2 separate regions of the Homo sapiens genome follow, and region 2 is linked to region 1. Evidence: chromatin loops called from intact Hi-C (ENCODE). Cell type or tissue: adrenal gland. All regions are shown on one strand. Each heading gives the region's core, and the rest is flanking DNA. Links, peaks and the distances in the headings are about the cores only. Region 1 overlaps LOC107985502 (a long non-coding RNA gene). Region 2 holds the start of C2CD2 (C2 calcium dependent domain containing 2).

Region 1 (9,285 bases), core at 1,817-4,316:
CCACAGCCGCTCATCGCTCCCAACTCCCGGGCGTGCATATTATTTTAAGGACCTCTTCTATGGTCTCACAGACCCACAGCCGTGCTTCCCAGAATAGCCGTGACCAGCAGCAAAACACTTCATTCCGACATTCAAGGCTCAGACGGGTCGCATGTTCTTTCCCGTGGAGATCACAAACCAGGAAAGTCACTTTTTCAGCAGCTCTCTTCATCTGCCTCCTGCCAAGGGAATCCAGGAGTGTGAGGAAGTCACTCCCAGCTGAGAAACTGATGCCCTCTGATGCCCTTGGTCTTGGTAATATATTTAAATGCCATGTGATTATATAGTTACAATTCTTAGAAGGGTGGTGGTTCCCTCTAAAGCTGGCCATTTTACAAACCACTGACCTAGAAAAAGACTCTCACTATTGCACTGTAAAGATGAGGAGGGACTCAGAAGCTGACGGCCATTCATCCTCCCGGCTGCTCCACATTTCCAGGCGTGCAGAATGCTCAGTCGTTGCAAGAACCATGATGCAGGGCTGGCACTGCACAGGGACTCTTTCATGGAGGGTAGGGAGACCCACCAGAAAATCCTGGCCGGGAATTCAAATACATAACCCAGACATAACATGTTGCAGAAATCGCTGGCAGAAACCCAGCCCTGTGGCAAGACAATGCCTTCTTAGCATGCTGGCAGGCGAGGTGACCGCAGTCACTCAGGGGTTTGGTAGAGGTCCTAAAAACTTGGAGTTTCCTTTCAGATGAGTAACTTCTTTTCCATTTTCCAAAGGTTAGGAGGTTTTTGTTAAGAAATACATTTGAAGTGACGTTAGGAAAAACATACCCTTTCCGAAAACCCCAAAGAATGTGAAGAAAGTCCATCCGCATTCAGCACTCAGTGGCTTTCCTGGGGAAGGGCGGGCGTGGGCCCCCGTGCTAACATTTGCATAGTAAATGAGGGAATGTTTACCAAGCAGTGTTCAGTGGTTTGAGGCTTGTATAAATAAAAGATAAACAGATGAGGAAGCCCAAGTGGAAAGACCGGTTTGGAACGTCTCACTGACTGACTGGTGGAGCCATTGGGAGCGTTTTTCCATCCCAGAAGGAAAAAGGGAGAGCAGCATTTCCAGCCAGACTTCCAGAGAGTCTGCGGAACTCGTTAGGGAGGAGAGATCTGTGCGGTGTCTGGGGAAACCGCCTCGTGTAAGGGTCTCAACAGAGTGTTTGAAGGGAAAAAGAATAAGCTGTGAGGGGGTAGGACACACCCTGAGAAGGAAGAGATACAAAGATATGTTCGAATGGTGTCTCCTCAAAATTCATGTCCACCCAGAATCTTAGGATGGGACCTTATTTGGAAAGGGCTGTTGCAGATGTAAGGTCAGAGATGAGATCATCCTGCCCTAGCATTGCCCCGAATCCAGGGACAGCGTCCTTCTAAGTGACAGAAAAGGACTCCGAGGAGGCAGAGGTTGGAGAGATGTGGCTGTGAGCCAAGGCGCACCACGGTTTGCCGGTAACACCTGCAGCTGGAAGATGTAAGGAGGGTGTCTCCTCAAGAGCTTCCAGAGGAGAAGCACTCTCACTAAGAATGAGATCTGTTTGCTCACGAATGCTGACGCCTCTGAGATCTGTTTGCTCACGAACACTGATGCCTCTGAGATCTGTTTGCTCACGAACGCTGACAACTCTGGATGCTAGACTGGGTACAGATATTTAATGGGATTTGCCCTCAAGATCGCCCAAACTCTTTTGAGAAAATCGGATGAGGACATTGTCGGGCTGGCTTGTGGTGAGGACAGAGGTTGGAGATAAGGTGTTCTGAAACCGTGACTTGACTTGTAAGTTGAAGTAGGCCCTTCTTGTTTGGCCTATCCTTCCCGTGGTCTATTAGACGAAATGGAGGGACAGCACTTAATCAATCAATTCCAGGAGGGAGGCAGATGACCCGGGGGAGGGAATAGGACCAGAGATACCCGGCAAAGTTCTGCTTGGCCATCATAGCTTTACAGGTGTCAACCAGCCATGTGACCTGCATGACCTCCATGTCTACCTGTGAAGTCTGGGCTACAGGCGCACCCTCCAGGGACTTCCAGAACCCAAACCCAGTGATGTAAGAGGCAAAATAATTTCAAGTCTCCTTTCATCTATTTTTATAAAGTAGAAATAAAATGGCCTTTTGGTCAACCAATCTGTCCTCTTGGAAATACCCTTTCTTGGAAGAAAGAAACACAGGGAGGGAAACACCGAGAGTGATGGTGTCTCCTGGAGGTCGGGCTGTCTTCCTGCACTTCCGTTCTGTTCTTCACATTCGGCACCCCACACCCCCCACCACCTTTAATCCTGGTCCAACTCTGGGTCTGGGTCCTGCAGACGGTTCCCAGCCCCTGCGTCTTGGAGTTCCGGCAGAGAATTTCTGTGACTTTGCCCTCCTACTGTATCCCCATCTATTGCTGAGAACCCCCCAAAATGAGACCTTCTGACTGCCTGCAGCCCAAAACCCCAGTGAATCAGGAGAGGGAGCAGGCGGCATGCCTCCCACCGCCGCATCTCACCTGCTCAGCCCTGCATTCCTCATGTATGGAAAGTCCTGGGGAATGAGGTCCTGCGCGACTTCCTGCTCCAGCACATTTCAAGGTTGTGCTTGTGGTATAATGGACACCCTCTGCCCAGAAGCAAGCAGGGAGAGACCCCAGATGGGCTGTGAAGTAGGCACTAAGGTTTCACTCCACTGTTTCTTGGAGGGCGTCCTCCTTCCTCCTCCTCCCTGCTATTCCGTGGGGTCTGGTTGCCAGGCTCACAATGCCCACCCACCCCACCATTCTTCCCACCCAGGGAGCCAGAACCACCCACGTGTGCATGTCGAGCTGGGTCGGGGGCACAGCAAGGCTTGCTCCACCATCTGCAGCCTGTCATACCTCCTGTCCACCCAAAGGCCACTCCTAATCCTCCCTCCACTCTGGTTAACACCAGCTAAAATGCAGGTCCTCCTCGCCCTGGATTCGGCTACACCACTGATGAACAACACACAGGCAGAGGAAAGTGTTTGGAGGTCTTTCACAGGGAAGCAATTCATGTTTATTTGGTAGAGCCAAAAATTCAACAAGGGAGTAAAGAAGTTCCTCCAAGGTGGGTTTTGCTCAGGACAGGCAGACATTTCTTGTGGCTAGAAGTGAGTGGCAACAGGTCCTCCGGCAGTGATGAGCTACCTGGCCTCAGGAGCATTCAAGTAGACCGAAGGCCATGGGAGGTTCCAGAAGCTGGAGCAACAGGCCAGGCTTGGATCATTGTGAAGGCCTTGCTGGGGCAGCAGGTGTACACTCTGCTACATGAGAGAAGTCCCTGAGGGGAGAAGTGAGTTTGTCCAAGGAGTAGGAGAGAAGCTTCAGGGACAGAGGACAGCAACAGTATACTCTGAACTTGGATCGCTTGAGAACATTCAAAGGCCAAAGCCATCCTCTTACTGCCACCTCTGCTTTCAGGAAGAAGGGGCTGTGTGGGCCCAGAACCGGGTCTGAGAGAGAGGCTGGGCCTGTTTGACATCACACACCTCCACTCCTGCTGGAGAAGGGAGCCAAGGTGGGCTGAGACATTCCCAGACTCAGTGCCCACAGCTCCATCCATCTGGAAGACTTTGGGTCAAATCCATAAAGAACGTGAGAGGGGCCGGGGAGCCAGCCCAGGATGACTGAAAGTGCAGTGAGTTCTCTGTCTGAGCCTCCAAGGGTCTTCTGCCTGGGCGTTCTCTGCACCACAGGCAGGAGTGGCCATCTCTTGGAGGTTTTCTAAGGGCTGAGCGAGAGACAGAAGCAAGGAGTTTCCATACAAGCCTCCAACACCTGAGGAAGAATTGGAATAACTGCCGGTGGAGCTGCAGGGTCCCAGGGGAGAAGCCCAGGCTCTGAGTCCACAGGGACTGAGACCTTTGCTTATCAACTCGGCAACCTCAGGCAACGATGCTTCCTGGGCCTCAGTTTACTTGTCTGTGGGGAATTGACACACTAGGTAAAGTGGGGCTGTTAGGAGGCACTGAGCATGTTAGTTCTTGTTCCTACATCCCCAGGGCAAGACTTCCTCCCAAGGGAGGTGATCCAATGACAAACTCATTCGTACCAAGTTGCGAACAGCTGACCCCTGATCCCTCCTTGAAAACGATGGAAGAGGGCTAGACGCAGTAGCTCACACCTGTAATCCCAGCACTTTGGGTGGCCAAGGCAGGTGGATTGCTTGAACTCAGGAGTATGAGACCAGCCTGGGGAACATGATGAAACCTCATCTGTAGAAAAAAATACAAAAAAAAAAAAAAAATTAATTAGTTGAGTGCGGTGGCGTGCACCTGAAGTCCCAGCTACTTGAGAAGCTGAGGTGGACGGATCACCTGAGCCCAGGAGGTTGAGGCTGCAGTGAGCTATGATGGCACCACTGCACTCCAGCCTGGGTGACAGAGTGAGACTCTCTCTCCAACAAAACAAAACAATGGAAGAGATGAGAAACCAGGTTACCAAATTCCTGGTGCCTAAGAGCACAGAAGTGCCAAGAGGGGGCAGCCAGCAGTAGTAAAGATAAATTTTAGATTTTCCACACAATTTTTGGAGAACTGACTCTGGGTTTACTGATTTGGATTTGGATAAATTCTAACAGGCTTCAGATGGATGGAAACACAGCGGAAGATGATGTTGAATTTTTTGGAAGGTTATACATGCTGCACTCGGGAATCGCTAACATTTTAAAAAGACTTTAGTGGTGCTGCTGTGGAGCAACTGGAACGCACAAGCATTGCTGGTGGATGTAAAGTGGTGCAACCATCTGGAAAAGGGCCTGGAAGTCTCTTATAAAACCGAAAATACACCTACCCCAGACCCAACCATTTCAATCCGATATTTACTCAAGATAAAGGAAAATTTATGTCCACAAAAATATTTGTTCACACCAGTTTTATGAATCATAGCCAAAACCCAGAAACAGCCCATTAAGAGGAGAATGTAAAAACAAATTATATCTTCTTAAAATGGAATACTACTCACTAACAAAAAGAAATGAATCCTCAGCACGTCACAAATGACATGAATATAGCACAAAACACACTGAACGGAAGGAGCCAGACAGAACTGACTACATACGACATGACTTCATTTCTATAAAGTTCTAGAACAGGCAAAACAAATCTGTGGTGAAGAAAAAATAAGAGCAGTGCTTGCTTCTGAAGATTGAAGGGGGTATTGCTTGGAAAGGGCATTAGAGAAACTTCTAGGGTTCTGGGGATGTTCTAAGCCTTGAAAGAAGTTTATGCACTTGTTGGAACTCAATGAATGTACACTTAGCATTTGCACATAACACTGTATCTAAATCTTACCTCAAAAAAGGACTGTAAACAAATATGAAGCTCTAATTAATGATACGCCAGGTGAAATATTTAGGGAAACAAATGGAGGTCCGCAAGTTACTTTGAAATGCATTAAACACAAGATGCCAAGGGTTGATGGATGAGAGATAAACGGGTGGGTAGATGTGTGATAAAGTACCGCAAATATTAACTGTAGAACCTAGAGTGTCTACTTTACAATTGTTTCCACTTTTCTGTGTGTTTGAAAATTTTCATAATACAATGATGGAATACTATGCAGCCATAAAAAGAAATGAATTAACAGCATTTGCAGTGACCTGGATGAGATTGGAGACTATTATTCTATGTAATGTAACTCAGGAATGGAAAACCGAAGATCATATGTTCTCACTGATACGTGGGAGCTAAGCTATGAGGACGCAAAGGCATAAGAATGATACAATGGCCTTTGGGGACTTAGGGGGAAGAGTTGGAGGGGGGCGAGGGATAAAATACTACAAATATGGTGCAGTATATACTGCATGGGTGATGGATGCTCCGAAGTCTTACAAAGCACCACTAAAGAACTTACTCTTGTAACCAAATACCACCTGCCCCCCAGTAACTTATGGAAAAAAATTTTAAGTTGGGGTTTTTATCATAAAAGCCAGCCTGAAAGTGTATCTTAATTTTGCATGTGTCTTCAGCCTGCTGGAGAAGCTCTCCCGCTGGAAGCAGAGCCTGGAAGTCAGGTCAGGATGCTGCGGTCTAAGTCCCACCGCTGGCTCCGGATATAAGAGTAGGGCCAAGGGCGATCACATCATCTCCTCTCACTCCCCTTATCTGCACCACACAGGCCCTCAGAGAGATAAAGGCGTCCCACAAAAGGGCTTTGATGTTGAGGGTGACCAACATCGCATCGGGACAAAGAATGATTATTTGGTTACAGAAAGACAGGCTGATCAAGTCAAAATCTAGCAACTTGCAGCTTTCATTTAGCTGGTAAGTTTTCATTCCTTTGGGGTTAGAGCAAATTTTGTAATTAAATTTGTGATCAAAGAGCGTGGCCAGAAATCTGCTTTTTAATCCAAGAGCAGCATCTGAAACCAGAGTCAAGACTGGAGAACCAGGGGCTGCCTTCTCGGTCAGACAGACTCGGAGGAGGCCAGTATCCAGATGGTGTCGCCTCATACACTGCAAACCTGAAAACAGGCCACCGTGCCCACCTGCTCCCTGGAGGTCAGCCACATGCGGAGATCCACCCAGCAGATAGGTTTTTGGATTTTGCTGATCGATGGGAAGGATCCATCGATGTGGATTCCAAGCCTTTCAATAAAAGCGACTTTGATGTTGTTGGTTCTAGTTTTGCACTTTCTTTACTAAAGAAAATGAAAATAATCCTTCCCTCAGTATCATCAAGATCATGAAGGCAAATACAGCATGAATTTGAGAAAAGATCCTAAACCGGAAAAAACGTGGTTGCAAAGGGCATTCTATTTGAATAAGGATGATGGGTTCAAGGGTAGGATATAACAATGTCAGTGATATAAGAGAATGACTATTCCTAGCAATACACACCAAAGCACTTGGGAAAAGAAACCTGATGTCCACAACCTCTTTAAATAGTTCTTGCCCTAAAATCTATGTGTGTGTACATATATACAAACATACATATACATACATATATTTACATACACATATGTATCCGCACATATAAACACACATATACATACACATATATTTACACACACATATGTATATGCACATATATACACACACACATATATTTACATACACACATACACACATACATACACACATATATTTGCATACACATCTATGTATATGCACATATATACACACATATATATGAAAAGATATGTACATGGACAGAGATGATACTATATACATGTAAGAAAAGATATATACATAGAGATTATACTAGAGAGAGGATATTAAGCAAATGAGACAAAATGCTCACAATTAATGAATTGGTTGAAGTGTACAAACGTTTCTTTGTACTATTCTTGCAACTTTTTTCTAAGGCTAAAATTGTATATCACAATGGCTAATGTGTGAATCATGATAGAAACACACTGCCTAATCTCAGTGGAGGTGGCCTGGGGACCCCTGGCGTGTGGCTGGAAGAATAAAGGCAGGAGTGAGGTGCCCTGGGACGCATCCATATCTGTGAGTGAAGGCTTCTTGCAGCCGAAGCAGCTGCCCAGAGCTCCTGGGGAGTACACGGGTTTCAAGAGCACTCGCAAAGCCAAAAGCAGTCAGCAGGCCTTCATCAGCTGCTCCTTGCTGGGTTCCGGAGAAAATGCTCCCTTCTTGGAGACATCGGTGACCCACAGAATGCACAGGTATGCTGCAGGCCACACACCTGGGGACAGAGGGTCTAAGGACTGGGCACATCATGCTGCAAATTCTTTCCTCCAGGGCCCCTCTCAGAGCTCTCAGTCTGGTCGTGCTCTGTAGCCTGTGCAGGCTCCTCTGCGATGAGAAATACCCAGTGTCCAGTGGATGAAATGCTCAGGGTGAGGCAGTGCCCTGGACCACATGAACAGCAACTCACACGGCGTGTGTGGAGTAGAACACACGGGCGGGGCCGGCTGCCTGGTTCTGAGCCTCACAGTCTGACCCCCCAAAGCTATGGTGGTTTCCCCTGGACCACACAGCTGAATGCCCTCAGGGCTTGCACCACGCCCCCAGTTTCTCTCTTCTAAGACCCAGACTCTGAGCTGGGCATATTCTGAGTTCCTCCTCCCCACGATAGGTCCACAGCTACTCAGCTCAGAAGCAGGACCACAGAGCAAGGGAAACCAGGCCCAAGGTCCCCTCTAAGCAAGCACTGCTCACCTGCCCACGGGTCTGACCCAGCATTACACACAGCATCAGGCCCTTGTCTCATATTTGTACCTGACTTCCACTCCATTCATTCAAAACATGTTGTCTGCACGTCCTGGGCTCTGCAGTAGGGGGTGACAGTTCACTGAAGGCTCCTTGGTCCCCAGGAGGCAGGGTCAACTCTGCCTGGGTCTCCAGGGCTCAGCCTGAACTTCAGCCTGAATCTGCCACCACCCCGCCCTGGACATGCCAACAGGTGAGCACCCTACTTCTGCCCCCTCCCCGCCAGGTCTCTTTGCAGAGGCCCAGGCCCCGTTCAGCTTCCCCACTGGTCCCTGGTGTCCATCTCCATGCCCAGAGCTCCTCATTCTCTTCCTGACTCTCGTTTCTCTGCACGGCTCTCTTGTCTCCTACCCACACCTTCATAGATGATGAGTAAGTGGGTCTTTCCTTAGGTTCCCGCAAACATGGACTTATCGCACATCCACATTGATGTCAGAAAGGTCACAGCTATATGCTGACCATAATAATGATGGGGACGTGGACCCCGGCACCCAGAGTGGGCACCGCACCATGCTAAGGAGAAGCAATGAGCAAGCCAGCCCTGGATGTCTCCTGGAGTCGAGAGAGGCTTGGGGCCCGGCTGTTCAAAGTGTGGCCCCAGACCAGCAACATCAGTGTCACCTGGGAGCTTGCGAGACTCCTATGCCCTGTCCCAGACTTACTGAATCCGAATCTGCAGCTCTACAAGATCTACAGGTGGTTCTTGGGCCTATTCATATTTGAGGAAAACTTGGTGTAGGATATGCCTTTTATGAGGGGGGGAAAAAAAGAAGCCCTTTTTTTGTTTTTGTTTTTGTTTTTTTTTTTGAGACAGAGTCTTGCTCTGTCACCCAGGCTGGAGTGCAGTTGTGCAATCATAGCTCACTGCAGCCTCAACCTCCTGGTTGGGCTTAACCAGGTGGGAGGATCCAGTGATCTTCCCATCTCAGCTTCTCAAGGAACTGGGCTACAGATGTAGGCCACCACACCTGGCTAATTTATTTTTATTTTTGTAGAGATGGGGTTTCTGCCTTGTTTCCTAGGCTGGTCTCGAACTCCTGGGCTCCAGCAATCCTCCTGCCTCAGTCTCCC
Region 2 (11,196 bases), core at 3,282-5,781, 96 kb after region 1:
TTGACGAACATTAGCGCACATGGATTTATTATTGGAGCAAATAATGCCAACCAGCCCTTTCTAACACTTGGCTGAGTATGAAATGATTCCCAAAGACATATCTGATGGAACTGATGTCTTAGAAAAATGCTCTCAGGACTGAGGCTTCGCTGCTTTGCAGTCACTTGTCTTCACAGAGGCGTATTCTCAGCTAGTAAAGGGGTCGCCTGTTTGGTGTCCAAGCTGCGGACACACCGCTTCAGTCCCAGCTGAATTTGTAATAAGTGGAGGGTCCTTGATGAGGACTTCGGATTCCTCACCTGCAAAACAGTGATAATAACATCTGTTTCATCCACCTCATAGCATTTTTTTTTTTTTTTGGTTTTGAGACGGAGTCTCGCTCTGTTGCCCAGGCTGGAGTGCAGTGGGGTAAACTCGGCTTACTGCAACCTCTGCCTCCCAGGTTCAAGCGATTCTCCTGCCTCAGCCTCCCGAGTAGCTGAGATTACAGGCATGTGCCACCACGCCTAGCTAATTTTTGTATTTTTAGTAGAGACGGGGTTTCACCATGTTGGCCAGGCTGGTCTCGAACTCATGACCTCGTGATCTGCCCGCCTTGGCATTTTGATGAGGGCTAAAATAAAAATGTGGCAGTATCTAATTTCTTTTTCATCTTTTCAATTCCCTTTAAAGGATCTTTGGTCAATCATTTATTGGACAGCCCAGCGTCCATTGCACTGGCTGAGATTCTGGGTGCTTTAACCCGGTTCCTCGCTATTTCTGCGGACTTGCCCTGGAACCTGCGTTCCTTGGAGCAGCCTAGCCAAGGAGTCTCTGGGCACCGACTAAGGATCTTGCCCCACAGAGGGTCCTCTGCCAGGTTCCCTGAGCGTTCCCACCCTGACATCCCCTGCAGAGGAAGGACCCTTCCTGTTCCCCCAAAATTCACATGTTGACCCTTCATGTTCCCCCAAAATCCACATGTTGAAGTCCTTACCTCCAGTGTGATGGTATTAGGAGATGGAGCCTCTGGGAAGTGACACTGAGGTCATAGGGTTGAGCCCCCGTGAATAGGATTAGTGCCCTTGCAAAAGAGACCCCAGAGAGCTCCCTCCCTCTCTTCGCACCATGTGAAGAAACAACCAGAAGGCGGCAGTCAGCAACCCGTCACCAGAACCTGACCCTTCTGGCACCCTGATCTCAGACTTCCAGCCTGGTGAAAAATAAATGTTGTTTACAAGCCACCCGGGATGTTATTTTGTTCTAGTGGCCTGAACTAAGACACCTTCTTTTTTTAGGAATGTTTGCATGGATTTATGAGGTTGTGCAGCTTCCCTGACTTCACCTTTTAATCCTGGAACATTCTTTCTCCAGTTCCCTTTTGAAGGGCACTGTTCAATGTGTGGGGCTAGCGTCCAGCGGCTCAGCAACAGCCTGTGTTCTGGCCTACAGTTTTCTTTTTCTGTGATTTTCCTTTCTACAGACCCCCTGCTTCTCAGTGACAGAAGGCCACCAAGCCTGCCCTGCTTCAGAACACCAGGGACCCAGCGGGCTTAACCTGGCCACCCTTTTCCTGTTTTTTTTTTTTTTTTCGGGGAGAGACTTGAGACTCCTTTTAAAATCAAGCCCAGCCATGCCTTTTGAAGGCTGCTTTTGTGAGTCTATGCAGCGCCCTGAGATGGGGACAGTCCCCACCCCTTTGCTGGACACAGAGGTACCTGGTTCAAACAACAGTTGTGAGGATCATGAGGACAGCCACGCCTCACCCACCTGCGAGGGAGGCCGTGATGCGCTTCACAGACTGAAAGAGAAGGGCTTGTGAGGCTGTTTTCTCTCCCACTGGGACCCACCAGTGCCCCTCTCCCTGTCACCTGGGGCTTCTACTAGGTCGGTGCAAATGTAATTGTGGTTTTTGCCATAATACTAACAAAAGGAGAGCCCGGAGGAGGAGCTGGGGCTGCTTCCTTCCTGAGAGTCTCTGGCTTCCTCTTCGTTGCCCCTTTAGCCGACTGGACAGGAGAACAAGCTGGGGAAGGGGCTGGACTGGCAGGCAGCATGGATGCCCCGATAGTGGTGACCGCCCACTCTGCAGGGTCCATCCCTCCCTCGGGCCCCATGAGCTGGAGCTGGCAGAGCTTCTGGAAGGTGACTCCGCGGGGAAATGACACACTAAGAGAATATACACAATGACTTCACGTACTATAGTTCAGTCCCAGCTCCCTGCTCTGAGTAGCTAGAGGAGATGATGATCCATCGAAATCGGGGGAAATGACGCATTGCAATAAATCTGTGTCAATGAGCTGCTCTTCTCTAATTCCATGGGGGTGTCGTATAGACTCGCTGCTTGGTGCAACATGGGAGATCACGCAGCAAACACCTGGAGTCCAGGTCTAGCTCCGCCTCTTAACCCTAACCCCAACCACGTTGTTGTTGCCCCTGGCAAGTTGCTCAGCGTCTCTAAGCTTCCACCCCTCATTCCCACGATGGGGGTGATAATTCCTGCCTCTTACTTGTTATAGGATTTCTTACAAAGTACTAGGCAAACAGAAGCATGAGTATTTCCTGGAGCAGGAAAATTATTCCCTTCGTCTTTATTGCACTATTTGGGGTAACCACTGGAATATATAATAATTATTTGTAATTAGTACTTAGTTATGTGTAGATAAATGCATGCTCCTGGATTGTTTTTAAAAGCCCTTTAATGGGATTTCCTTTAACTCTTAAAGAGACTAAATATCCCTCCAGATATTTAGTTGGTTCTACTCACTGTGCTCAATAAAAACAATAGTAGAAAGGAAAACTGTAGCCCAGAAGACAGGCAAAGCACTAATTACAAGAAATGTGCCTTGTCCTGCAGGGAATAAGGGCAGCTTTCCTGTGTCCTGTGTTGGGTAAGGGGAGACCCCTCTGACTTGCGGGGCTTGGCTCTTTTCTAGTGGAGCCGCCTATAGATCAAGTGTTATTCCAGAGTCAGTGCTGGGAACGGCCATATCACTGGAGCTGCAGAAGCAGATCCCGCAGGTTCTGAGAAGCTAGGAGCAACTCTAGTCCTGCAGCCTAGGGGCTGTCCCCAGCGAGCAAGGCGAGCAAGGCCCCGCTGTGGCCACCCCTAGCTGGAGGCTGTGCATGGCATTCATTGAGAGTCTCAGCATGGGGAGGGGTCATCTCATTCCAGCGAAGTCATCTCTCTCTTCCTCCGTGCACCCTCTCTCCAGACTCCTGCTGCCACCTGACACATCCTTACAAACTCAACTTCTACATGATGAACACATCTTTTTTTATTTTTTTCAAGACAAGGTCTTTGCTCTGTTGCCCAGGCTGGAGTGCAGTGGTGCAAACATGGTTTACTGCAGCCTCAACCTCTTGGGCTCAAATGATCCTCCTGCCTCAGCCTCCTATGTAGCTGGGACCGCAGGCATAAGCCACCACGCCTGGCTAATTTTTATTTTTATTTTTTTAATAGAGAAGGAGTCTCACTTTGTTACCCAGGCTGGTCTTGAATGCCTGAGCTCAAGCTATCCTCCTGCCTCGGCCTCCTTCCAAAGTGCTGGGATTACAGGGGCCCGGCCCAGGAACACATCATGAGGTCAATTCCTCTAGGTCAATTCCTGCAACAGTGTGATTTTGGTTATCAGTGCATAGGTGTGGGACCAGCATTCTTTGGAGTTGGAGAAAATAGACAATTTATGCAACGGCCTCCTTGGAAATATATTTAAAAATTGGGGGCGGAGGCCGGGCACGGTGGCTCACACCTGTAATGCCAGCACCTTGGGAGGCCGAGGTGAGCAGACCACAAGGTCAGGAGATCGAGACCATCCTGGCCAACATGGTGAAACCCCATCTCTACTAAAATACAAAAAATTAGCTGGGCGTGGTGGGGGGTGCCTGTAGTTGCAGCTACTCAGGAGGCTGAGGCAGGGGAATCGCTTGAACTTGGGAGGTGGAGATTGCAGTGAGCCGAGATTGCACCACTGCATTCTGGCCTGGCGACAGAGTGAGACTCCGTCTCAAGAAAAAAAAAAAAATGGGGGATGGAGGATCACTTGAGCCCAGGAGTTCAAGACCAGCCTGGGCAACACAGTGAGACCCCGCCTCTACAAAAAAAGAATCGAAGTTAAATATTTTCATTCATAAAATTGGTCCCAGCCTTGGGTACAGGCAAAAATGTCAAGTCACCTTGCTCCTGGGCATTCCCAAGGGAGGCTTAACCAAGCCACCTGGCAGAGGCAGGGCAGCCATCTGGGCCACATTCCTTCGTCTGCCCGGCATGGGCACAGACTCGCAGGATGCATCATCGGGGTTGCCCGGGGCAGACTCTTGGCAGGCCTGGCTGGCCTGCAGCAGGCTGGCAGGCCCTGCCTCTGACGCTGCCCGGCCGCCTCCCAGCATCATGGCGTGACTCAGGGTCCCTGAGGAGCCGCCACCAGGGTGGGATTTGAAGGAGCAGCGTATCTGCTGTTCACTGTTAGGGTGGGTGGTGGACACCCTGGGAGGCTCTCCTAGGTGGGCGCCTGTGCAGAGACACTGATCACGGCAAATGCTAGGGCTGGATTCATCTCTCGTCTTTCCCAGAAAGGACTTGGGACTTCACAGAAGCTCCGGGAGTGAACTTCCCCTCTGGGTTTGAGAGGCCATGTCTCCTGGACTTCAGAACACAAAAGACAATTCTTCAGGCAGATCTTTGCACATGAATGTTAGCAATGGGGCCTCTATTTCCAGCTTTTAACATTTTTCTCTTTTTGGAGAATTTGTTTGCCTTGACCTTTATGAAAGGAGATGGAGAGAACACGGCCCCTGGGGTCAAACCCTGCCTCAGCCACTTTCTTGCTGGGTGGCCTTGGATAGTTACTGAGCTTCTCTGAACTCAGTTTCCTTATTTTTAAAATGGGGCGATGCTCTCGTTTGCGTGTTGCTGTGAAAATGAAGCGAGTCCATGAAGTTGAGTACCCAGGTGGTATCTGATGGTGGGAAATGCTCGGTACACACAGCCATGACTTTCTGAACGCCCGTAAGGTGACTTAGGGTGCCTGGTGCATCTGTGGGGACCCGGGAGGGAGCAAGAGGGTGGCAGGGGCTCAGCCGATGGCACTACCATTTCCATCAGTCGGTCCTGGGAGGGACGGCAGACGTGCAGTCTGGTCTTCACTCTCAGAGACTGTTCACGCGGCATCTGAGGCTCACCTGGGGAGTTAGTGCAGTTACTCAGCATTGCTGCTTTCCTCCTGGGGAAGGCATCATGAACAGCATCTCCATAAGTCATGCAAATGATTACTAGAAGAACTCACGGCCCCTCTTCGGGGGGAAAGCCCTGTCTGGCGCCGGGCCAGGCTCTGGCCACGGGTGACCTTTGGTTGGGTCCGCCGGCTCCGGTATTGACCCTGTGAGCAGTACAGGAAATAGACTCGAAGCACATTCCAGCCTCCAGGTGGTGGAAATGACTAAGCCAGTGAGATGGAGCCAAGGAGATTGGGTCAAATGTCTCCACAGCCTCTCTGGTCTCCAGAAATCTCGCTTCCCACAGCAGCTGCCGAGGGCACTGAGCCAAGTGCTAAAAGCATTTTGCTAAGAGGGAATTCTCGAAACGTCTGCCCCCAAGTGCTGCTGGGGGGAAGCTGTGTATTTCCACTTGCTAGAGGTCCCTGGTAGGGCCTGTGAAGTGACCATCACAGCTCCCCGGGGCCCCCAAGGTGCTGGTCTCACAATATTGGGGCACAACTTGATAATTCAAGCAATACTAATAATGTGAACTGCTTCAGGGTGAAGGGGAAACTTTTCACTCAGAGACAAACTATAAACATTTTGGACGCTCTTCTTTTCCCTGCTTCTAGAAATTTAAGAATGACATTGAAAACTTAACAAAAGTCCCACATTTTTCTAAAAGAATTTTTTAAAACCCAAAAGTATAACAAAGTATAACTGTTTATAGACGTGCGATACATGACATACATGACACTAGACATATCTATTAATTTCTAAAAATGTCACAGCATCCCAGAACCTCCTGGGCTTGGGAGAGGAAGACGTTCAAAGACTTACAGCTTTGAGGCAGGGATGAGGCACTGCACCCAAGACTGGGTGACTCAGCAGAGATCATCCAACAGACAATTCTCATCTCCACCACCAGCATTTAGAAATGTTTTAAAGTGAAAAATAGAACAGTGGCTCTTGACTGTGGCCTCAAACCCAGCTACTGTAAAGCATTATGAAGAATTTAGACACTTGGCTTCCTCCTTCCCGCCTGGAGGCCTGCCATGCTAGCGAAGGCAGCCCTGGTTCAAGGTTTCTGGTGGACCCAGCAGATGGATGGGAAGCGGGCTTAGCTTGACCTAAACAGCTGGGAGCTGGGAGCTCAAGGTGAGCATGCAGGAGGGGCCACAGCCACAGTGCTTTCCCTTTATGAGCAGCTAAAAATAGCAAACAACCACTGCAGAGTGACAGAGACCCATTTGAAGGTTTTGGTGGAGACAGAAGCCCTCCCCGGGCAGAGCTGCAGTCTCACTCCTTGGGTGGAAGGGAGATGTGGTGGAGAGAGAGGTGCCGGGAGCAGGAAATGTCACTGGGGGTGAGGCAGAATCCTGTGCTCTGGGAGAACCCAGCCCTCCAGTGTCTTCTGCAGTGGGAGAAGGGGACTGGGAGTTGGTGGATGTGTAGGGCTGGGAGCTTGTGTAAAGGGAGCCTGCTCTTTTTCATAGATTTATAAGATGTTTCTGTTCCGATTTCGTGTTTTGGCCAACTGCATTGTCCTGCAAGCCTGCATCATTCCTTATTTTCCCTCGATTTGCTTCTACACGTAAGTAATCCAATATCTACATGTTGACATTATCTTTGAAAACACTTAACGGGGCTAGGCACAGTGGCTCACACCTGTAATCCCAGCACTTTGGGAGGCTGAGGTGGGCAGATCACCTGAGGTCAGGAGTTCAAGACCAGCCTAGCCAACATGGTGAAACCCCGTCTCCACTAAAAATACAAAAATTAGCTGGCGTGGTGGCAGGCGCCTGTAGTCCCAGTTACTCGGGAGGCTGAGGCAGGAGAATTGCTTGAACCTGGAAGGCGGAGGTTGCAGTGAGCCGAGATTGTGCCACTGCACTCCAGTCTAGGTGACAAAGTGAGACTCTGCCTCAAAATACAGAAAGAAATTAAAGAAAGAAAGAAAAGAAAATTTGTCACATGGAAGTGTGACAAATCCCAAACTAGGGGTGCTGGTTAGTTTACAGTTTGTTACAAGCCTCTAAATAAGTAAGTGGGATGGGCCAGCACACCTGAGACCTGAAGGAATGAGACGGGTTCCACCGGTCACACAGGACAGGCTCTCGTCACTGCCCACACAGCCGCAGGCGGCCTGTGTGCACACATGGCACGGGGAACACTGGGCCCTCGGATTCCTCACCCCGGTTATTCTGGCAAGGGGACCAGCAGGACTCGAATTATCTGACTGCATAGGTCTAGCTACAGGTCAGAACATAATTAGACTTTTCTGCCAAATAAGAAGGGATTTCTTTTGTTTCTGCCTAAAATAACACAGAATAGAAGAAAAGAAGAGCAGTTCCCCCCACCCTTAAGAGGCTGCGGCAGACTGGAGCGCTCGTGTGTAACACATGGGTCACTTGCAGGATGCTGATGGTCTCATTCTTAATTTTTTTTTTTTTTTTTGAGACGGAGTCTCGCTCTGTCGCCCAGGCTGGAGTGCAGTGGCGCGATCTCGGCTCACTGCAAGCTCCGCCTCCCGGGTTCACTCCATTTTCCTGCCTCAGCCTCCCGAGTAGCTGGGACTATAGGCGACCGCCATCACGCCCGGCTGAGTTTTGTGTGTGTGTGTGTTTTTAATAGAGACGGGGTTTCACCATGTTAGCCAGGATGGATAGTCTCATTCTTATTTCCACTTTCTGATAACAGACCTGGCTCGCAAGGGTCCATCCCCAGCTCACCTGGGCAATCCCCGTCTAATTTCACCTCCCTGACAGCGTCCTATCCTGTTCCCCACAAAGGCTCTCCGTCCAGCTGCTGTGCCATTCCTTCCTCTTTCCTGAAGAAAATCCGGGCCCACGGATTCAGGGCCAGAATCCCCTCTGATGGACCATCCACTGGCCCCGCAGCAGACTCCTGGCTAGGGAAGAGAAGGCCAAATGCTCAGTCTATCTAATTCCTTTCAAGGTCAAGTCCCCTTAATACAGCTGCAGAAAATAACAGGGGAATCACTTTTTTATGGTTTAGGCCTGTTTTAGGCCCCGGAGAATCTCAGGCTAGTATGTTTCTATGGCACTCCCTAAGGACCGCGTCCACTCTGCAAGAGGAGGGCACAGGGGCATGTCCCACACACCACACCACACACACACACACCATACCACATGCACCACACTGACACACCACCCACACACCACGCCACATGCACCGCACTCACACATTACACATACACACACTCCACATCCATGTACCACACATACACACACCACCGTGTTCACCACACACACAAACCACACCACATGCAACGCACTTACACAATACATATACACACAGCACCACACCACACCCATGTGCCACACACACACGCTCACATCACCCTGTGCACCACACACACACGCACCACACTGACACACCACATACATACACCACACCACATCACACATACACACCACACACACCACATGCACCACACACACACACCACATGCTGTGCACTTACACATCACACGTACACACACCCATGCACCACACCGACACCACACACGCACCACACCACATGCACCACGCTTACACATCACACACACACACCACACACACACACCACACACACTGCACTTATACATCACACATACACACCCATGCACCACCATACACACTCGCACCATCCTGTGCACCACACACCACACACATACACCACATGCTGTGCACTTACACATCACACGTACACACACCCATGCACCACACCGACACACCACACACGCACCACACCACATGCACCACGCTTACACATCACACACACCACATGCACCACACTGGCACGCAACACACATACCACACCACATGCACCACGCTTACACACACACCACACCCATGCACCACACATACACACTCACACCATCCTGTGCACCACACACCACACCCACAACACATCACACCACATGCGCCACACACATCACACCACATGCACCCCCGCCCCACCCGCACACTGAATGAATGACACAGCCACACAGAAGGCAGGGCCTGGGCCTGGTGCTGAGCCCCTCCTTGCCTCTGAGAAGCACGCCCCCTAAGGCAGGCCCAGCCCCTGGCTCCAGGGGCAGCCACGGATTTCCAGGGACTTTCCGAGGACTGAGCCTGGATCCTGTCTCGCTGGCGAGCAAATGGCAGTCCTCGAAATCACCCTGACTGCGCGCTGTGCACACGCACACTCACACATGTGCACACACACGCACTTGTGCAAGCGCGCACACGAGCCAAGCCAAGCAGCCGCACAGCAGCCGCCGGGGTTGGGCTGATGAATCCGGAGGCCCGGGTCACCTCGCGGCCCGCGGGCAGGCGCCGGAGGGGCGGGCGACGCGCGCACGTGGCGGGGCCGGGAAGGCCGGGCCTTTAGGGGGGCGGGGGCACGCCGCGTTGGGAGCAGGGGGGAGGACTGCGGCCCCCGCAGGCCCGGCCGCGCCCCCTCCCTCGGGCACCGCCCCCGCCCCGCCCCGCCCCGCGGCCAGAGCCTCCTCCGGCCACCGCTGGGCCGCGGGCGGGACGCCCGGGGCGGCGCGCGCAGGAGGAAGCGCGGCCCGCAGCGGCCCAGGAACTTCCCAGACGCCGAGTCGGGAGCGCGGGCCGCGGGGTCCGCTCGCGCCCCTGTTCCGCAGGTGTGCGGGGCTTGCGCCCAGCCCGGGCCGCGGCCGCCGCGCGTTTCCTCCCCGCTTGCCCGCCCAGAGGCCCCCGGCCACGCTCCTCGCCGGGCTCCGACCCCGCCGCGCCCCCTCCACGCCCCCAGCGCGCTGTGGCCGCAGCCAGCGCGTGTCCTGAGTCCGCCGTTCCGGCCCGGGGCTGCCGGGGAAGTTGGGGCGAGGCGGGCCGGGGATGCGCCATGGCCATGGCCCGGCTGGGCTCGTGGCTCGGGGAGGCGCAGTGGCTCGCGCTGGTGTCGCTCTTCGTCGCGGCCCTGGCCACGGTAGGCCTGTACCTGGCGCAGTGGGCGCTGGCCAGGGCGCGACCCCAGCCCCAGCGGCGGGCGGTGGAGCCTGGAGAGGGGCCGCGCCCGGGGTCCGACGCGCTGCTCTCCTGGATCCTGACGCTGGGCAGCTGGAGGAGCCAGTGGCAGGCGGCCTGGGTGACCGCCCTGAACGAGGAGGCCGAGAGGAAAGGGGTGAGTTTCCGGGACTGCGGGCCGGGGGGCGGCAGATGCCGGGGCGGGCGGTCCGGGCCGAGGTCTTTCCTGGAGGCGTCGCTGCAGCCCCTGACCCAGGCTAAGGGAGTCCTCCCCCCAGCGCAGACCATCCTCGAGAGTTAGGAGAGAGACGGGGGAGCGAGGCCCCTTGACGGAGAGACAAGACAAAGTGATTGATTTTATTCTCCAAACGGCAGGTGCTCCAGGCCCTGGGCTCCGCGAGGGACAGGCTGGCAGTTGGAGGGACCGTCAGAAGTGCTCATCCGCGCCAGCCAGTACCTGCCTTGCCTGGAGTCCCGGGGCGAATTCCCGTGCCCGATCGGACACTTACTGAGCTTGCACATGATACATGAATAGCTGTGACCCCAATGTGCTTCCGCCTCTCATAGAGCTGAATTTCACCAAGAATTTATCTCCAAAGACTTGCATTTCTTGGCATATAAAAATAGTGACCGTTTGCTGAGGGCCAGCCGCTGGGCAGACATCCTACCGAGGCTTTCGGTGCGTCTGCCATCTCTGAATCCTCACAACTCCCGGGACAGGGGTGTTATCACTGTTTTACAGATGAGGAAACCAAGGCCCGGAGAGGGCAAGCAGCCTGCCCAGTGCCACACAGCTCGTGGGCGGCAGAGCTGGCATGTGAATCCAGCTGCCCTGGCCTGCAAGCTAAGGGCCTCGTGTCTTACCTCTGCTGCCTCACAGTCCTGTGGGTGTTTCTGTAGTCGCTGATTACTCGTTGACTTATTTTTGCTTTTAAGACATCTTAGTATAACGACAAGCTCCTGGCATGTACTATTCTTAGGCATTTCACAGGAGAAGTTGGAGCCTGGGTGGGTTTGGGGAGGCACCCCTAGTCTTGGC

The links. Peaks named below come from ENCODE experiments on the same cell type or tissue, not always from the same donor. Only the 100,000 strongest peaks of a DNase experiment are listed, where the experiment ranks them.
Region 2: it touches region 1 in a loop (1.9-fold over the local background); 6 of 110 quality-filtered maps call a loop at or near these places.

What each region holds. Positions count from the first base shown.
Region 1 is chr21:42,048,868-42,058,152 of GRCh38, reverse strand. It overlaps LOC107985502 (a long non-coding RNA gene), which reads right to left. Exons shown (of 2, transcript XR_001755063.3): 2 at 3,024-4,254. Among named protein-coding and RNA genes, the nearest start is that of UMODL1, 18 kb to the left of the region's middle. In adrenal gland, for the core only: no CTCF peak of the experiment used is centred there; no DNase peak of the experiment used is centred there.
Region 2 is chr21:41,952,488-41,963,683 of GRCh38, reverse strand. It overlaps C2CD2 (C2 calcium dependent domain containing 2), which reads left to right and starts at 9,666. Exons shown (of 14, transcript NM_015500.2): 1 at 9,666-10,314. The coding sequence starts at 10,036. RefSeq lists enhancers at 3,841-4,808, 7,485-7,564, 9,920-10,694 and a silencer at 9,374-10,043. In adrenal gland, for the core only: CTCF peaks have their summits at 4,463 and 5,364 (motif pointing right); DNase peaks (open chromatin) are centred at 4,386, 5,295 and 5,512; H3K27ac peaks cover 1,992 bases.